Linked DNA regions of Homo sapiens: region 1 is linked to region 2. The links are chromatin contacts, found by Hi-C or POLR2A ChIA-PET in ENCODE. All regions are on one chromosome and are shown on one strand. Each heading gives the region's core, a stretch centred on a gene start or an enhancer-like site at or near the end of the contact. The rest is flanking DNA. Distances are from core to core; before and after follow the strand shown.

Region 1 (4,480 bases), core at 1,836-4,335, 35 kb before region 2:
AAAGGTAAAAAGAGAGTGAGAAAAGACATTATCTTGCCTCAGGGGACAACAGCGAAAAACATAGTCCAGAGACCTTTTTATAGTTGTGACCACACAGCCCCTGAAACATAATAGCTGGCCATTGTGTAAGTATAAAGAGAATATGAAAGCCCCTGAAATATATACGTGATCTGCACAGAAGCAAAAACATGAACACAGTCAAGTGAAGGAAGAAGCTGAAGAACTGACCTGTGACTAATAAACAATTGTCAACTCCCTAGTACAACATGCCATAATAAATAATAAAAAGTAGAAATACACCTGTACAATACACCTGCAAGAAATAATAATACATAACAAACATTTGTACAATAATTTATAGTGCCTGAAGCATATATTTTGACATATATTATTCCAACTGATCTTGTAAACCACCTGTGAGATAAATGTAAATCATGTCAAAATGGAATGCCAGTAGATATGTATCTATTGAGAGATAAATGACCAAGAATAAGATTCTAAATACCTGAATCTGGTCCTAGACCAGTCAATCCTCTACAAGTTCCCTGAATTAAAAAACAAAAAAAAAAGTTCAAGGGAGCGAAAAACTATTTCTTACTGCAGTAATTGGGGCTTTGACCCCAACACTGACATAAGACTCTAAAATTCTGGTATGAGCCGTGTGGAAGATTTCCTTCACCCTAACAAAGTAGACTCAAGTAGAGGAAAGTGAAAGCAGTTCTCAGGGCTTATATTGCCTCCTACCACCACAATCCAAAACTGAATATCAGATCTAGCCATTCTAATGAAAGAAAAAGCCAAAGCAGAATGCATATGCCAGTGGGAAGTAGGAGAAATTGAAAAAGCAAGGGAGTAGCTGCCCTAGATTTCAGCCTGGCCACTGATGACCTCTTCCAAGTCACTCTCACTTCACCAGTCATATGTTAGCAAGAGAGATGGCCTATTACCCCTAAAAGGACTTATCTAAGCTCATGGAGTGGGGGTGGGGGAGCAATTTAAAAGGGCCACATTCGTATGTGAGCCAGCCTTTAACCTGTCACAGCCCTTGGCACTGTGACAACAGCATGAACCCAAACAATTGATAGCAGCATTCCTCTGGAAAAGAAGCCCTCAATTTCTCCTACAGAGAAGTATTAATATCCCTAGGGGATGGTTAGTGGGTATAAAATATTAGTTAGAAAGAATAAATAAGACCTTAGTATTTGATAGCATAACAGGGTGACTATAGTCAACATAATTTAATTGCACATTTTAAAATAATTAAAAGATTATAACTGGGTTGTTTGTAAGACAAAGGATAAATGCTTGAGGTGATGGATATCCCATTTACCCTAATGTGGTTATTATGCATTGCATGCCTGTATCAAAATACCTCATGTACCCCATAAATATTATATATACCTACTATGTATCCATAAATTTTATATATATATATACACACAAAGTTTTTAAAAAAGAAGTATTAGTATCCCTGTTTCATAGCTGTCAAATGACTTGGCTCAGAACATGCAATAATAGAAAGTGAAACCAAAAATGGAATCTAGATCTCCTACTATTTTAATGCCCTACTCTTGGTTAAAATGAAAATTTGGGGGGTTTATTAAATTAAATCTTCATTATGTGATTTGTATATTCTGAAATAACACCTTTGTTTCCAAAGTCCCACTTAAAAACTCATTTTTGTGGTACAAATGCCTTAAGCAAGGTAAAATAAAACATCAATCTTGTCACCATGCTGATGTCTTCTTAGAAACACATATGTGACCAAGAAGGGTCTTTGAGGACCACAATCCAAGGCTCATACTGCTCTAGTTGCTGAATGTGAGGAGGGCACAGAGCAGCTGCAGACCTGAGACCACAAATATTTGGTGATCTTGAAGCAGGGGCCCTAGCTGTTGTGTTTCTCAATATCTTTGCAAACACAGAGGAAAGCATCAGTAGTTGTAAATCTTGTTCTAAGAATCAAGGTTCTGTACTCAGATGCTATTATGACCTGTCAAGAAGTTGGTGGGTATGCTTTGGAAGCCATTTTAATCTAATATTTTGCCTATGAGAACTTGTTTGGTTTTAATAAAAGTCCTCAATAAAGATGCATTCTTCAGTACATCATTTCTCTTGCTTCTAATTTTAGAACTTGGTACATAAAAGCTAAGAGAGTGTGAAGGAAATAGATGGCGACCTTATGACATTTGGCATGATTTCTGAGGCAGGTGTCAGATAGGTTCATAGGTACTATCTTGCCAAATCTTATCAAAACCTAAAAGACAAAAAGAGACAAAAAAAAATACACACTTTATAATTGACATCAAAAAGGAAGTCATTTTATTTTTAGTACATTTGCTTTGGAGGGACAGCCAACTAATTGGAAAGAGTCCATAATTTAACCAACATCAGATCTCCTCATTACATTTCCCATTGAAACTTAATAAATGTTAGTTTCCAGATTTACTGACTTTACAGTTTTCTCCAGTTAATGATCAGCAAGTACTTTTTATTAACGTAAATGAAAACAAAATGAAGACCTGAAATCCTGTGATCAAGAATTTATTTTTGGCAGACAAGCAAAATTGTTTGGTCTATTTTTATGGTTGATATAATTGTATTCAAAACCCATAAACAATGTACATCCACGTCAATACTTTTTCGGCTGATCTTTGGTCATAAACTCTAATTAAAACAAAACATCCCTTAGGTAAATCAAAGGAAGTGCCATTGAAATAATATAAACACCCGAGGAAACCTTGGGCTGTTTCCACACTCAAGTCTGATTAGATGAAAAAGCACTAAGCACTTGTGTCAGTAGACTAACCAATAGAGTTTATGATTATGAGAACTGCCTCTAGTATTAAAGATCTTTGGCATAGTTTCTGGGAAAAGTTGTGCCAAATTTCTCTATTCCAAGAGAGAGTTTTCCACTTGGAAGCTGTTGTATCTATAAAGGCTATCTTTCATGAGCAGGGTGTCCTCTATTTAGCTGTCAGAAGGCCTATCGCAGGATTCAGACTGTCTGTCCCATTTGGCTGATGTCATAAACTTGCGCTAGAGTTATGGCAGAGAAAACATGTTTTCCATTACGCCCGCGCCAAAGTGTTGATTAAGGTGGCACATGTCAGACCTGGGAGTAGCCAGCATTCGAAAACTGTTTAGACCTTTTACAGATGCTGAAATTGTTTCCAGAAAATTCAGAGTCCAACTTGTCTTATTGTTCCTTTTCTTTTATTAAGAGAGAAAAGAACCTAGGGCCTTTTGTGCTTATTTTTAAGCTAGTACTTTAATTTTGAATTTTTATTTTTTACCACACTTGGATCTTTGTTTTGTGTTTGTGGTCAAATAATCTTTGGATATTTAACAAATGGATTCTATACAAGGCAAAGGTTTCAAATTTTACTTGAGATTTAGTGTTCTCTGTAAAGGGACTTTAAGAAAATTACTCCTAACCTTTCTAGAAAGCTGACTTCTTTAAAAAATCTATTATACATTTTAAAAGTATTATATATTCTTTCTTAGAAAACAATTGTGTGGGATCACAAACCTTACCCGGCACACTTAGAGTTCCAAGGGCTTCAGGTTAATGACTGTCATCTAAATGAAGACCGAAATAATCATATAGCTAGCAGAGGATATTTTTATTTGTAAGTTGGAATATAGTCCCTCCACAAAACAGAAATACCAATGAGCTATGTATTTTAGCAGCTGCTGGGGTTTGGTTGATTCTTGTTGTTCGAGGAAGTAGGAAAAAGCAGAGATTATTCCAGAGGCCCGCAAGCCCTTATGTATAAGTCCTCTACAAAAGACCAACACCTTGGAGAGTATATTGGTTGCTAAGGACCATCAGTCAAAACTGCATCACTTTCCTTTTGGGAAATATACAGACCACAGCTTTAAGGTGACAATGACTACTGCGGATATACAGATCCTGTGGATATACAACATATACTGTGGATATACAAAAAAGGCACAACTAGTTTTTGCCTTCAAGATAAGTACATTCCAGTGGAAGAGACAAAATTGTACAGATAGTAATAGAAGTTGATTGGCACTAGGACACAATAACACAAAGTGGAGTGGCTCCAGAAGTATGTAGGGTGTATGTAGGGCAGGAGGGGTTTTCTTGTGCTTAGATGAGATTCCTACTGAAATGAGTTTTAAGTTGAATAAGCATTACCCATCAAGCAGGGACAGTAGAGTTCTAGACAGAAGGAACACCATGTGAAAACACGTGGCAATATAAAAAAGTGTGACACTTTAAAGAAAGTTCAGTAGTCCAGTATATGGCTGAGACACGTGATCCTATGGAAGGAATTATGAGGTTGTGCAGATAGGAAGGACCATGTTAAAGATTTGAATTCTACCATGAAAGCAATGGAGAGTCTGAAGCATTTTATGTAAAGTGATGACATGATCAGATTTGTATTTTGAAAAAGGGTATGAAAAAATAGTTTGTAGGTGAAAAGGTCTAGAACAGGGAGCTGCTCATAGG
Region 2 (4,993 bases), core at 1,473-3,972:
AAGGTTATCTGCAACCATTTCTTTTATTGCCACTCACAGTTGGAGATTTTCTTATTGAAATGTAATCAGCACCATGATAGCCTTGCCACTCTCGAAGCTCCCAGTGATCTCTTCAGAACCTTGAAGTTCTCCTCCTTGAGGAAGGCCGGATCAAGCAATGGCCCCAGGCTCTCTGTGGGACACCTCAGATATTATGTGATGGGCACTTGCCCCTCTTGAAGCATCTCATCCAGGCTTGCTATTCAAGGTTCAAATGCTTCCTTCCCAGGAACAAAAAAAGGCCTGAATATAGTCTCTTTTACAGACACTGGGTTCAATCAGAGGAGAGCTTTTTTGCCTGTAGAATGCCTCGTTTCAAGGCTTTGGGCTTGACAACCATCATGTCAAGGAGCCACTCAAAGGCCCAGCATATCAATACTAACTCTCACCTCTACCTCAAGCAGTATTTCCGCATTCATATGGGCACTGTCCCAAAACCATTTTCTCAAAAAGCTCTGAGGAAGTTGAGGAAGGTTTATTTAACTACCTCCAGGAGTTTACTCTTGGTAGTTTTCTTAACTACCCATTAGGTATTAAAGCTGGCTCTGTTACCATTGGCAGGCTATATAACCCTATTAGAGAATTGTCATAAAGCAAAAAAGCTAAGCCAGAGAGTACCAGGCTTTGCACAACTTTGAGATTATTCTTAATGCCCCACTGCTCATGGCAAAGTACACCCCTAAATTGCCAGGTAGCACCTCCCTAGCCTCCCTGTTGGAGAATTAGCACAATAGCAATGGAAGAGAAACAATATCGAAGAGACAAAATTAGAGTAAACATATTGCTCAGCATCCCAAGAGGGATCTCCAACTAACGAGGGATGATTCCTTACCCTTTAGAGGGAAAATTCTGAAGCATATTTTATACAGTCTCCCAGAGGTGCCATGACAAGACTGAGCCTCCATTGCCCACAGAGGAAACCCACACATTAATATATGATTCACTGGCTTTCCCTTCCATCCCTCACTTCCTCACTCCCTCACAATGCTTCCTGAAGTAACCTTCAAAATAAATTCCTTGTGTCTAATTTATCAGAGTATTTGTTTGGAGCAAAATAATTTAACACAGTGTCTGCGTCTCATACACAAATTCTTTGTGATTTCAACTTTCCAGGCTTCCTGCTGATTGGATGTGATTTATTTTTATTCAAAGAATATTTATAGACAGCAGCAATTTTACATTATGCATGCCCCTGCATCTTTGGAATTCTTAGATTACAAAGAGAAATAGGAGCTGAAAATTAAATACACACACACACGTATTAGAATGTGTAAAATAGGAGTAATAAAAAAGTTGTAAACGTGAGAGGCACAAAGAAGGAGCTCAGAGGACCAGGATAGAAGGACTAAAGGAGCTGACAGTGGAGCAGGACCTTAAAGTGTAGCAGGAATGCAACATCCGAAAGTCCAAAAGAAGTTCCAGGCAGAGGAAAGGATGAGTGAAGACACTAAGTCAGGAAAGCACAAGGTGTGTGTAGGAAACAATGAGTAGTTCCGCTCATTCCAAGTACAATATATGTACAAGTAGTGAAAGATTAAAATGGGAAGGTAGGGTATTGTCAGTTCATGGATTCCCAATCTATGCAGGGTATTGGGAAAGCAATAGCTTACCATTAAAAATATTGGAAAAAAATAATAGAAATATCATATCTTTCATGTCTCAGTTTATCAGTTGAGGTATATTTACCTTTACCCCTTTACATCACTGACCCTACTTCTCACTCTATCAAGGCTTCCTGCTTTTTTTCCCTTCATAGCATTATTATAATATGATGTTGTTTTTTATTAATTTCTATCTTATTTCTCTCCCTCAGTGACATGTAAGTTCTCAAATGACCTATTTAATACTATGCATTTAGTGAATTTTATAGCATCTTCCAAATAGTAGGTGCTCAATTTAAATATGTTGAATATATGAATGAATGAGTGGTCATGTTTTCTAATGGTTCTGACACTTTATCTGATATTTCTCTGACAAAAGACTAAGCACACTTTACTTTCTCCTCCTCTCATACAGTGTATTCAAACTCAGATCAAACCTACAATGTCCCAGGCTTCCAGACTCACACAGATTTAACTTTAATTATGGTTATATGTGATTTGAGAATGTGCCAAGAGACTCACCTGACAGCCTCTACTATTCTATTTAATCAAACTTGAACAAAGGACGTGGCTATTTACTCTCTTGGTGCACGTGAAGTTCCAGGCTGGAAGGTTTTTGTTGAGAGCCTGGCTGCCTGATGTGCAGAACTGGTCCTTCCACCAGGTAGGGATTTCCTGCCACTTAATAGGTTAACCTAGATGAGTAAAGGAAGGCAATGTGGCATGCTTTTTTTCTGTTTGTTACAAGTTTTCTATTGTTCTAGCCAGGCGTATGTCTCTATAATCCATACACCCTTGGTTAGAACACAAGTCTTTGTATTTTTGATATTGACTCTTAACATTAGACACTGAGTGTGCTATAGGAACCTGAGTCTCTCATTTCCAAAATAAAGAAAGGATTCATGTCAACCCAGAGGAACAACTTCCCAAGGCTTACTACAAAAGAATGAAACTCGAGCAGACAGACGGCATCTGTGACTACCTGGCCTGAGCATAGGTCATTCCTCCAACAGCACAAGAATGACCTCAACACATTATTGCAACCCTCTTAGGCAAGAGAATGTGTCAAAACTGGCAGCTCCACCAACTCGGCTAGAAAGGCAACACATCAAAAAATAATTGGTGCAGCTAAAGAGGAAGAGGGTGCTTCTCTCTAAGCAGAACCCAGAGTGACATGCACAGGAACTCAAAGAAAATCAGGGTAGTTAATCACTAGCCATCTTTAACAATAGCAGTGATCAAAACAGAGAGAAAAATAGAAAAAGGATATCTCAAGTTAAATGTAAACAACAAAAAAAATGGCTAGATAAAAGGGAAGAGGGATGAGAATAATCTTGATTTCATTCTGAAAATGCAGCCTTTCCAGCTTCCATTGTTCATGGCCTCATGTTTCAACAGTCCTACCAGTGTCTCCTGTTTTCAATTTTCCAGCCCAGACTCCCAAATGCTTCCCTGTTAATCCATCCTCCTTCTTTTTTTACTTCTCTTTTTCTGTATCCTCTTTCCCTTCTTTTCCCTTTCTCCTCCCTGTCACCCCATACTTGTTAAAATCGTTATTTGCATATACTATTCATAATAACTTCATTTTGTAGCAAAGTGACTTACATGGGGGGGGGCACTTTTGATAAATATTCATTTAAGATTACTTTTCTCCCTCTTTTGCCACAGCTCCCCGCCCCACTAACCCATGGAGCCACCATTCTTTTTGTAGTTCACAAAACGAATGAAGTGCAAGGATTTCACTTCAGTAAGAAACAGGAATCAGGACTTTTGTCACTGACTTTCATGAACTGGGCTTCCAACTTTTAAATGTGGTGCATAATTGACACTTTGATACTTTTAGGCTATGGTGTATTCTCACACTCTCGTGGGGAAAAAATACTTGCTGACACAATCAGGAAACAGATGGTGACAAAGATCTTATACTTTGGTGCCAATCAATATGTTTTACTTGCCACTACTAAAATCTCATTTGTAGGACCCAGGAATTTAAAGGAATTTTTCTGTTCTTTTTTTCTATCCTTTAAAGACTATTTTTAAGATTCTTCAGGGCTTAAAAGTTTTATTTCATTTTTCCTTTTCAGTTTTATTAATGCAATTCTAGAAGGGTTTTAGCTTGTATCTGCCAAAAAAAAAAAAATAGTGAATTTAAAGTGTTTTCTTCTTTATTGTCAGTGACAGAATAATTCTCTTAACCCTTTCCCCTAACATTCAAACACCTCCCCTTGAGTATAACTACACTAGCCTTGAATAAATAATGTTTTGGAGAATGATGAATTCTGCAATTGTGCAATGAGATAGCAACAAAAATGCTTATTCCCATCCCTTCATAACTGTTCGTTTACAAAACAGTGACTACCTATCAACCAATCAAGTGAACAAAAGGAGTATTTCTAGAAGGGGTAGACAATAATATTTTAATCAGAATACAAAAAAATGAGTTGGAACTTTATGAGGAAAAATAATCAGATATCATATCTGATTGGGAACTCCTCCAACAAACCAAGTTTCTGAAAGGCAGGGATAATGTTTTATGCTACTTCAGGGCCCACACAGCCATATTTAACAAATATTTGCTAAGTTGAATCTGTAGCAGTCTGTGAACTGGCTAGATAGATGTACACCAAAAGAACACCCCCTTGTTTATGGAACCCTAATATCCTTGATTTGCATTGTGACTTTGAGAGTTTGGAATGCCTAGAAATGTATAGGTAAGTTCATCTTTATGCAGCGTCAGCCTAGGCAACTATTGGAGCCAGATTTAATTAGGTATCTTTTCTTTCATTGTACTTTTCTCCTCCATGTTCAAATTGGTTATTAATATCTTGCAAATAATTTAAAAATATTTGTTGTGCATGAACTTTATGGAGGATACAGAGGAAGAAAATTGCAATGTGTTTATCATACACTTCATGACAACCGCACATGAACTATATAACTTAACCCTCAAAACAACTGTGCAAGGGAACTGTTATCATTATTCCCATTTCAAAATGAGGGAACAAAGACTCAGAAATATTAATTAGCTAGCCTAACCCTATACAGATTGTGACATAGCTGGAATATAATCCTAAATCTATCTGGCTACAATGTCTATTGCACAGGCAGACTAATTTTACTTTAATTTCCTTGAGTCTACACCAGCCGTATGCTCCTATTTCTAAGATCACAAACAAGTCATTACTTCTAAACTCTCAGTTACTTCTCTAGTAGCTTACCCAGCAAGGTTTTTGGCTCTGACATCCTAAAAGAGCTCTTCTGATACAGGTTTGGTTTTCATCCTTATTCCCAGTCCTTCGCAGAAGTTCATAAAAAGTCTGAAAGTGTCCCAATCTAACTCTATAAATCAGACT

The links. Hi-C counts contacts between places; a loop is a spot of excess contacts on that map. ChIA-PET counts read pairs that join two places held with the same protein, here RNA polymerase II (POLR2A). Pooled maps may share reads with other maps.
Region 1: a map of esophagus muscularis mucosa shows a loop between it and region 2 (2.2-fold over the local background). The contact joins two enhancer-like sites. A Hi-C loop is called at or near these places in 5 of 168 maps with a recorded cell type or tissue (MCF 10A, aorta, ascending aorta and 2 more) and 3 of 50 pooled maps. POLR2A ChIA-PET finds 5 or more read pairs at or near these places in 3 of 52 experiments (A673, OCI-LY7 and Panc1).

The regions. Positions count from the first base shown.
Region 1 is chr15:35,664,621-35,669,100 of GRCh38, reverse strand. The region is part of intron 1 of DPH6-DT (DPH6 divergent transcript); the gene reads right to left. Among named protein-coding and RNA genes, the nearest start is that of DPH6-DT, 120 kb to the right of the region's middle. Within about 2 kb of position 3,085, at least 7 of the 41 ENCODE cell types and tissues checked have a DNase peak (open chromatin) inside an H3K27ac peak, as active enhancers do.
Region 2 is chr15:35,628,445-35,633,437 of GRCh38, reverse strand. All of the region lies in intron 1 of DPH6-DT (DPH6 divergent transcript), which reads right to left. Among named protein-coding and RNA genes, the nearest start is that of DPH6-DT, 85 kb to the right of the region's middle. Within about 2 kb of position 2,722, at least 3 of the 41 ENCODE cell types and tissues checked have a DNase peak (open chromatin) inside an H3K27ac peak, as active enhancers do.